Linked DNA regions of Mus musculus: region 1 is linked to region 2. The links are chromatin contacts, found by POLR2A ChIA-PET in ENCODE. All regions are on one chromosome and are shown on one strand. The core of a region is the stretch at or near the end of the contact, and the rest is flanking DNA. Distances in the headings are between cores, read along the strand shown.

Region 1 (5,186 bases), core at 2,438-4,937, 59 kb before region 2:
AGTCTCCAGGATCCTGTAAATTTTTGTGTTTTTGTGTTTTGTTTTGTTTTGTTTTGTTTTGTTTTGTTTTGTTTTTGAGACAGTATCTATTATGTAGCCCTGGCTGTTCTGGAACTCACTATGTAGACCAGGCTGGCTTCAAACTCAGAGATCTACCTGCCTCTGCCTCCCAATCGCTGGGATTAAGATGAGAGCCACCACGCCCAATCTACATAATATTTTACACTAAAACAAAAAGATACATCATGAGGCAAACTGTGATGACATTAATACTGCGAATGCTGCCATTTTGCTCTTATTTTTATGGCACCCGAGACTAGACCTGAGGTGTTGGGCTGTACTGTATCCCCACCTGATTAATATCAAAACTTTCGGATGGACTCCTTAGCCAGAGGTCGTACACACCCACAATTATAACATGCAGGAGGCTGAGGCAGAATTTGAGGCCAGCCTGGAGCTACATAGCAAAACCCTGTGTCAAAAGGAAAGGGAAAGAAAAAAGAAAGAAAAGAAATTCTTCCAGAAAACCAAAACCCCTGGGTACGGTTGTGGCAGTACACACCTGTAATCCCAGCATTCAGTAGTCAGAGAGACGGGAGTATCATGAATTTCAGGATAGCTTGGGCTAGACCCTATCTCAAAACACACACACGCACACGCACATACACACACACACACAAGCCAAAGAAAAGGTAATTCTGACTCCACCAGAATTTCAGCTATGCAGCGTGAGACATGATATGGATTTTAGGTAAACATTCCCCTAGCCATGACCCTTCCTCCACCTATCAGCTCTGAAGATAAGCGCTGGAAGTATGCAGATGTCCACAAGGGTGGCCTCTTACAGAGCAGGCGTCAAAATGGTCTCCTGGCTTCCTTTCGTGCTTTTCTTCCAACCAACCCCTGAATTCACTCACTCGTGTTCTCTACTAAACTGGAGTCACCTCGTCTTCTACCTGGAAATAGAACTTCCTCCTGGAAGTTCCCAAGATGCACTGGTCCTCGCTGGCTCGCTCCCTAGCCTGCTCCTTTGACCTCAGACAGTACTGACTGTATCTTTCCCTGGGTACTCAGGACAACTCCTGGCATTCTCAAAGGAGGATCATTATGCCCTTGGTGCCCAGCACAGAAACAGCACAGAGAACTGCACAAAACACAGCAGCCAGCCTGGCCTGCTGAGTCCCACGTGGCAGCTGCCTTACTTTCTCTGTGAAAGTCAATGGGGTGGTGGCTACAGAGGGGTCCAGGACAGTCAGGGGCTGCCTGATGCAGGGATTATTGTAATACTCCCTCATGTTGTGCAGAGATTCACAGTGAAAAACAGGCAACCATTTGCAACCCACTGAAGTTTTAAGCATGGAGGAACCGTGAGACTCGGGTTCAAGATGACATTATTGAGGCTTGGAAAAGTTCTAAAAGATGTTTGGGAGAAAGAGACCGGGACCAGAGGCTAAGGCAATCATGGAGGAATGCCAGCTACCTTAATCCCTTGCTCTGGGAGCTCAGGCAGTGTCTTGCCCTCTCTGTGTATGGGTTTTAACATCTTAAATGAGAGCAATTCTAGCTGATTTCTCTATTGCCAGGGTCCTTCAGCCTGGACATTCTTGGTTCCTATGACCTGTCCAGGGTCCTTCCCAGTAAGGTGGACAAAAAAGTCCTGCAGATCCTAGAACAGAGTCTCTAGTTAGTTTCAGGAAACTGGTTAGAGCTAGGAGCCTTGATTCAGGAAGCAACCGCGGTTTCAAGCCTGGTATTAGGTTAGTCATGTCCAGTACTGGAGGGAGGAAAAAAAAATCCCAGTATCAAACTACATGTAAGCCCAGCACAATAACAGAGAGACATGACCACGAAACCAACCAGAAAGCTCCAGCAAAATCTCTAAGTCGTAAGTCAGACTTTTCATTTGGGGGACGCTGGAATGGTGAGGGGGAAAGCTGAGTTTGGGGATCTCCTGCCTTTCTGTTGCAAAAGTGAAAGCTTGCAAGCACATGGATCTGAAGGGAAAGAAAGAGAAAAAGAAAAAGGAAAAGAAAAAGAAAAAGAAAGAGAAAGAGAAAAAGAAAGAGAAAGGAAAAAAGAAAAAGAAAAGAAAGAGAAGAGAAAGGAAAAGAGAAAAAGAAAAAGAAAAAGAAGAGAAGGAGAAAGGAAAAAAGAAAAAGAAAGAGAAAGAGAAAGGAAAAGAGAAAAAGAAGAAGAAAAAGAAAAAGAAGAAAAAGAAAAAAGGAAAAAAGTTGGATTTTGTCTGGCCTGACCTGAGGCAAATCTGAGCTTACACAGTCAGGTAAGGTCAGTCAAATGCATGGACACTTAGCCAGAGCAGATCTCTCCCCTCTGATCCAACACTGTAATGGACAACCTGGAGGAGAGGATGATGGATAAAATCCCTAAAGATGCTGAAGGGTCCTGAGGCGTGGTGGCTCTGAACCTATGCATCATTTGAAATCCGACAGTCTTTGTATAATTGTCTGCCTTCCTTACCAAAGAGGAAAAAGTCCAGACAGAGAGCCAGCCAGTCAGGGGAGAAGAGGAAGGGAGATTTCCTAAGACCTCAGCTCAGGGTATTTCTGGGTAGCTTTGTATCTGCCACACAGTAGGTACAACTTATAGAGAAGGCCAGACTGACCACTGAAGTCCAAAATGCCACCTCAACCCAGGGCATTCTCTAGAAGAGAGCTGGGTTCATATTATCCCCGTCTGGCCCCAGACTACAGGCTCTCTGCTCCAGTGTATTCCTAGGGGATGAAAACCTGCAGCGAATCCAGAGAAGAGGAATGAACTCCAGTGAGCTTGGGAATGGGGTGGGGCAGCCTACAAGGGCGAAAGAAAGAGCCTGGGACACTTTGCCTGAAAACACAAAGAGGAGAGGGGAGGGGAGAGGAGCCTATAAACTTGGCCCGCAGCAGCCAAGGTGAACCCCGGCTCCTGGCGCCTTCCCATTCACAATCATTCCACAAGGCAAGCCAAGTCTCAGAACCAGCAGCCAGGAGGAGGGGGCCTCCTCTCTCTCTCTTGCAGCCTGGGAGAGGTAAGTTCAGGACTGAGCCTGCTTCTCAGAAAGGGAGTGACCTGAGGGGCTGCATATTTGTGGGGTTCTAAAACGAAAACACAGAACTGTAAGCCGCTGAGCAAATACACATATAATGGGCAAGTCGCCCAAAGTATATGGGAGATGTGCCCCAACATGTGGAGTCTGTATCGAGGTGACCCCGAGATCCCATCTGGTCCTCTCTTCCCAGGCTCCACCTTGGGGACACAGATGTTTGAGATGAGCTCGGTTCCCACAGATCTAAGAGGGGCGGGTTTCTGGAGCGCAGCGAAGAGCCATCCTAGCTCCAAGCATTCCTGCAAAGGTCAAAGCCAGGCCCCAAGTTGACCTGAGGTCCCCTCCCGCCTCGGCCCCTCACCTCCTCCCGTGCCAGCGCCGCCCCGCGGCACCGGGGCATCTTGGCGGCGAAGGCAGCTGCTCCGGCTGGGGAACTGAGGTCCTCTGCGGTGACGGCCAGGAACTCCGCGACACTGAGCTGCTCGGGCATGGTGGGAACGAGGCGAAAACACCGGAGCTGCCTGGAACGCGGGGGACGCTGCACTTAACAGTGCTGGTATAGCTGCTCTGCGCAGGGCCTGTCTCACCACCCGCAGCGTCCTAGTCGAGGCCTCTTCACTCCCTGCTCCGCCCCGCCCCTAACTAACTCCGCCACGCCCCCGCCCGCCAGCCTTTCTCTCTCCGGCCACGCCCCCAGACCACTTGTCTACCTCCCTGGCCACGCCCCGACTCGCTGGTAACTCCCTGACCACGCCCCCATCCCCCTCACTCTCCGGCCACATCCAAGCCGCGCCCCTAACTCCCTGGTCACGCCCCAACCTCGCGTTGGCCCCACTCTGCCCTGCCTCCAAGACCTACAGATGGGGAGAGTTCTCCTGGGGCTCCGCTCTTGACTCCCAGCCCCCGTCCCCGATCCTCTTCCCTCCCTAGCCCCGCCTCCAAAGCCTACCACACACACACACACAGACACAGAGCCTGGCTCCTGGTTCTGGCTGGCTCCTGGTTCACTTGTTCTCTTCTCCTTAACTCTAGGTTCTTCAGAGCAGTCGTCTTCCTCTACCTCACCGGTGCTGAGATTAAAGGCAAGGCCTGTGCCACCGAGGCCATATAAGATCTTCGCCATCAGCCAGCTACGTGCCATTGAATCAATTGCCCCTCTGGTTTTTAAAAGGAATCATGTCATAACTCCGAATAAGTTTAAGTAAGAATGGGAGAGGTTCACTATTATCTCAGGTACACAGAATAGCTCGGGATTTTGTTGTTGTTGTTGTTGTTGTTGTTTTGCAGGTATTTTTGTTGTGGTTTGGTTTTGCCTGGTTTCTTAATTCCAGCCGTGAGCCAGGGGCCCTTCCCATTGCCTTGGACTCTTTCTGCTTCTTCTTGAAAGCCTTATTTTCTTCGTCCATCTCACAGGGCTCTTTCAGAGGCTTCCTCTTGACACCTTCATCGCCCAACCTGGCCCCTGGCGTCTGGTCCCCTTTCCCCAGACCAGATGCTAAGTGACCCTAACAGTTCCTTCAGACTCCAATGCTGAGTCTTCCAAATTTGCTTCTCCCTGTCTGCCTCCCTCGGTTTTTGTTTATTTGATTTGGGGTTTTGTTTTTCAAGGTTTAGCTCAAACATTTCAAACTTTACTACAAGGCTTATCCTGACCACCCTGTTTAAAACTAGTCACCTGCTGCTCCCCCCATCCCTCACTCCACATACCCCATTCATAATCATCTTTATTCTGCTGGGGTTTTATGAATGAATATTGGGCGCTCTTGGAGGCCAGAAAAGAGCATCAGATCCCCTGGAACTAGAGTTACAGATGATGGTGAGCCACCATGTAGGTGTTGGGAATTGAACCAGGGTCATCTGCAAGAACAAACATTCTTTAGCCACTAAGCCATCTATCTGTCCAGCCCCTTTTTAAAATTTTCAGTTTTAGAAATTTGCTGTGTGCATGAATGTGTGTGGGTGTGTGGGTGTGGGTGTGTGTTTGTGTGTGTACTCATGTGTGCACAACATGCAGGACACTGAACTCATGAGGGCAGAGGACAACTTTCAGGAGTTGGCTCTCTCCTTCCCACGTGGGTTCCAAGGATTGGACTCAAGTCATCAGGCTTGAGAGCGGACTCCCTTTCTTGTGTATCTGTTTATT
Region 2 (4,966 bases), core at 220-2,719:
GGCCACATATGTCAATTCTGTGAGTCTTTCCATTCCTAACAGGTTTTAGACTTGTGAACAAGTAAGAAAAGGTATTGGGAGGGACAGCAGCTTGCTGCTAAACACACATGGCTCTTGGGTGGTATCCCTTGTACCTTGGACAACATGGGGTTCTATTGACAATAGGGCTTCAGGCCCAAGGAGGCTTCGGCCTGTGACATCTGGCTCAGAATAGCAAGATGCCTGTGAGGAGAGAGGTGTCTCCAGCAGGAAGGTAAGGGTGGCTAAAGTGATGGTGAGCCCGCACCCGGGAGGGATGGAACTCTGAGCTAGGGGAGGAGCTTACGGAAAGTTGCCCCTCCTTATGTAGCTTGTCAAAGGCAACCCCCAAATCTTGGCCTCCGGATGCCCTTATTCTGACCCCACACCTAGTCCATGAGGTCAGACCACAAACTATTACCAAAGTCAGTTGGAACCCCAGTTCGGCCCACCCTCTGACCCATCAGTGGGCTTGCAGACTGACCCCCCCCCCCATCATAATTACAACAACGACCCCTTAGACTTGGCTCGGATTGAATCCTAACTGGAGGGAAAATGATCTGAGAACTCTGGCATGAAGTAGGGTGTCACGGCCGGCTTCGGGCGGGGTTGGGGAGGGAGGACAGGGAAGCCTGGTGGCCAGAGGCCACTCTCGGAAGGTCGGCAAAGCCTCGTGCAGGGCATGTCGCAGGCGCCCGAGGAATGTGCGCTGCCTGAAAGAATGAAGGAAGGAAGGAGCAGGGTGCGATGCAGGCCGCCTCCGGGCCGAGTCAGGAAACCCGAGTTGGGGTGCGGCTGATGCTGCAGCGGCCTGAGCGCCGATGGGGGCAGCACGAGAGCAGTGGGGTCAGTGACTCGGTCGTGTGTGTATGTGTGTGTGTGTGTGTGTGTGTGCACGAGAGCAGTGGGGTCAGTGACTCGGCCGGGTGTGTATGTGTGTGTGTGTGTGTGTGTGTGTGTGTGTGTGTGTGTGCACGAGAGCAGTGGGGTCAGTGACTCGGTCGTGTGTGTATGTGTGTGTGTGTGTGTGTGTGTGTGTGTGTGTGTGTGTGCACGAGAGCAGTGGGGTCAGTGACTCGGCCCGGTGTGTGTGTGTGGGGTGAGGGGGGGTGTGGGCTCCCCCAGGCCGAGTTGGAAGCTGCAAGCCCTTGCTGCTGGCAGAGCAGCGGGGGCGCCGCGAGGCTCCGGATGGGCTGCGAGCCCCGCCCGCAGGCTGCGGAGGGAGCCGGAGCCAGAGTGGAGCCAGAGCTCAGACATCCGGGCGCCAGCGAACACCTGCGAGCGGCCCTCAGGGCCCGCGGGGGGCGGGGGAGCGCGGGCAGCGGGCCGGGGGCGGGGCCGAGCAGGGAGGCGGGGCCCGGAGCTCCGCCTTCCCAGCCACTGGGCCACGTGGGCCGAGAATCGGCCCGGCCCTGGCGCCGCGGAGCCGCTTCTTGCCTGGAGGCGGGCTAGTGGGTAGAGCTGCAGTTTTGCGGGAAAGCCAGAGAGAGAAGTTTTAAGGGTGCAGCCGGGGGGTGAGGGTGGGGGCCCTGGGAAAGAGTGGTAACCACGGACTGCCGTAACTACTCGGAAGACTTAAAATTGAGGAGGAGCGTCCCGTTCTGTGTACTAAGGTGGTGCACTGCCTTCTTGGAAGGCCACCATTACCATGTGTCGCAGACATGAATTTGAATCCCTGCTTTGTCACTTAGAAATATGTGGCCATGTGCTAACATATATGTGTGTGCGTGCAAGCGTGTGTGTGCTTCAGAGCTTCGAGATCAGTTAGGGCCTCTAAATTGCATAGTTCAAAGAGAGCCAGGAAAATATTTCACGTGTGGTCTTTTATATCCGAACCATACAATTTTAAGGGATGTACTATCATCCCATTTCATGCAGAACTAAGATTTGTTTTGTTTTTCTTTTTTTTTTTTTTTTTTTTTTTTTCCCCCAACAAGCTCTTACTGGGCTTCTAATTTGTGCCCCATTCACGAAGCCGTTGACTCGGGAAAGCTGTCTAAAGTAGAGAATGAGAACCCAGACTTAGATTCTACAGGAAGCTGGCTTTCCTAAATACCTTCTCCCACTTCCTTGCTGTGACCTTGATCAACTTATTCAAGGTACACACCTTGCTGATTAGAAAAAAAGATTAGGATGTAATGAAATGGACCGGGGCACCTGGTAGGCACGCCCATAAATGATTACAACAGCAGACTAACTCAGAGGTTTCTGACCTAGGGCTAAAGTGCTTTCAGTTTCTAATGACTAATGGATTGGCTAGATGGTCTAAGCTTTTGTCCGGGCCACCTGAACTGCTCAGCCCTGGGAGTCCTGACAAGCAATTTCCTTGGAATTAGCTTAATAATGCCTCGTAGGTGTGTGATGCATTTCAAAGAAGTTTCCCATCATTATCTTCAGTCCTTGGAGGCAGCTGGGCTCAGAGAGAAGCGGCTTGCTCCACTAAAGCTTTCAATCCCTCCTTGGTCATAACCTCTAAGTGAACAGAAGGCAGACCCCCTCAGAACTGTCACCTGGTACGAATGTGGAAACTGGCTCGCTGGAGGCATAGCCTGTAGCCTGCTGTATTCAGCCGATGCAGGATTGTCATGTTTGACGGGCTCTCTTCAGAGAACACAGCATACCTTAACACACAGTCCAAGATGGATGTCACTAGAGTATTAAATTTAAGGCAAAAGTTTTCTTATGTAGAAACAGGACCTCCAGAGGTGGGGGGCCTGCCATTATTCTGCGAAATTTCATGTGTGATTTCTGAAAGATGGTCATATCTCCCATTGGTTCATCAGAAGAAACCAGACAGGTTAAAAACCATTAATCAGACTGGAAGGACAACTGGCAAGGAGGTTGCTCCCCTCTCCTCCCCTTCTGCCACGACCCTGTTTCACCCCAGAAAGCTCACTATGGTTAATGCACAAAGGGTAATGAAATGTTTGTTATGAAATACAAGTAGCACATGCCAAGGCCGACACAGATGAGATCATATAAATAGGAATCCTGTGACGATGGGGGCCTGATGCAGCCCACCTGGGGAGGAACCATGTTGGGGTGGAGAGATGGGGCATGGGTTGCCACCTTGCCTTTTACCCAACTCCCAGGCCTGCCCCAGAAATGGCCAGTCTAAGGTCCCTTTCCTGCCAACCGCAATACTATACTCATTATTCTCAAACCCCAGGTCAAAGTTTACCAAACATTAAGGGAACTTGAGTTTCCCAGCAAGCCTACACCCTGAAAAGTGGCTGCAGACCTGAGGCAAGACCCTGGGTTTGGTTTTCCTATATACAGGGTCTTCCCGCGTAGCTGACCATCCTGGAACTCACTATACATAGCAATATATATATAGTGAGTTCCAGGTTTCAAACTCAAGAGATTGTGTGCCTCTGCCTCATGAGTGCTGGGATTAAAGTACAAATCACTATACCCCCCACCTCACCCGCAGGGTTCCTTTCTCCAAGTTTGGAAGTCTGGGGGGAAGGCAGACCAGAAAGCATGAAGTTAATGGAGGCAGTTTATTTAAATACGAAATAGTTCATCCCCACACTTGACCCCGAGCCGCCAGGAAGGTTCGCCCAATCATTTGCGGCATCCATCTAAGAGCTGCTGCCAAGTTTCAAGGAATTGAAGAAATAAAAAGATTCGGTCTCAGACTTGCCGGCTGTAGGAGAGGCTCCTGTAATTGAGAGTAGGATCATAGATCCTTGCTTTCAACCTCCAATGTTTTTGGGGATTCCCAACCCCAGCCCTTCCTACTAACCAAGCCACCCTAGCCCTCAGCTTCAGCTGGGAACTTTCTCGTCCCTAAAAGGGTATGCAAATCTGCCCGCCCCAAGCTCCTAGGAGGTGGCGCAAGATGTCATACACAAAGTGTTCAAAAATGGTTTATTATGCAAAATGTTAACTTTTATAAAAAGTTTAATATACATCACATGATTACAGAAAGTCACCTTCCTGTAAAAAAGGTACAAAAGCTATATACTCTATTATAGAGTTCATAATCAGGGCAGCAGAGCTTTTCTCCAAGGAAACCAGAAGAACAGCTCTTATGCTGCCTTGGCAGAGTGCGCAGGGCAGCCACTCGCATCCCCCCACACCCTCTCGACACCCCATTCTCGGAAAAGCCAGTCTTTTAGACTTGAGTCAGGGTGGGGACAGAGTGACGTTGCCCAGCTGCTGACCAGCGTGTGCTAGCTCTTCAGGCCACCCAAGTTCAGTCCTTCTCTCGGGCTCCAGGTCCAGCCTCGAGGCGTTGAGTTCAGGGTAAGTGAAGAGGGCTGGGTTAAGATCGAAGCTCATCCATGCCCTCAGGCTTCCGGCTGGAGAGAGGGTCCCAGAGTCCCAGGGTCCCAAGCGGAACGGGCGCCAGCACCTGCGTTCTGGGCGGGGGAGGAGAGAAGAGCGAGGGAGCCGTCAGTTTCCGCCGAGCGCGCCCAGGCGGAGGATGCCGCAGACTGGCCGGCGCCAGGGAGGAAACTCGGTCTCTACCTCCAGCTGATAACTCCGCTCCCCACACTGCCTCCACCCAGTTGGCGCCAAAGGACCACAGGCGGAGTCACCACTCCCCCTCCCGCTTAGAAATAACACTAGTGGAAAGGGGGGAGGGCTTCCTTTACTCCAAGGCTCATTTGGTGCGACCCGCGCGCCCACTTGCCCTGGGCTCTGGCCACCCGGGATGAGAAGGGACAGCGTGTCTAAGGAATGCACGTGATATTGACATAGGTTCTGTCGTTTATTCTAACTGATTATAGATAAGGCTTTTGCCTTTCAGTGGCTTGGCTTTTTCCCTAAACCGACTGAACCCTAAGCCTTACAATGTTCTGTCAAAGGCAGGATTTCCCATGCAAGCCTCCCTCCTCGCCCGCGCCAGGAGAAAGCTTACCGGGAGGTGCCAGGACGACCGGGTCAGTGGCAAAAGCTCCTCTTGTCCTTGGAGATCACAAGTTCCGGAGTGAGCTCA

Evidence for each region. ChIA-PET counts read pairs that join two places held with the same protein, here RNA polymerase II (POLR2A).
Region 1: POLR2A ChIA-PET joins it to region 2 with 13 read pairs in embryonic stem cell. The contact joins the promoter of Asap3 here to the enhancer-like site in region 2. POLR2A ChIA-PET finds 5 or more read pairs at or near these places in 4 of 5 experiments (Patski and embryonic stem cell).

The regions. Positions count from the first base shown.
Region 1 is chr4:136,204,866-136,210,051 of GRCm38, reverse strand. It overlaps Asap3 (ArfGAP with SH3 domain, ankyrin repeat and PH domain 3), which reads right to left and starts at 3,687. Exons shown (of 25, transcript NM_001008232.2): 1 at 3,405-3,687. The coding sequence starts at 3,533.
Region 2 is chr4:136,144,299-136,149,264 of GRCm38, reverse strand. It overlaps Id3 (inhibitor of DNA binding 3), which reads right to left. Exons shown (of 3, transcript NM_008321.2): 2 at 4,889-4,966; 3 at 3,873-4,385. The coding sequence ends at 4,912. Among named protein-coding and RNA genes, the nearest start is that of Id3, 3.0 kb to the right of the region's middle. Within about 2 kb of position 1,469, at least 1 of the 3 ENCODE cell types and tissues checked has a DNase peak (open chromatin) inside an H3K27ac peak, as active enhancers do.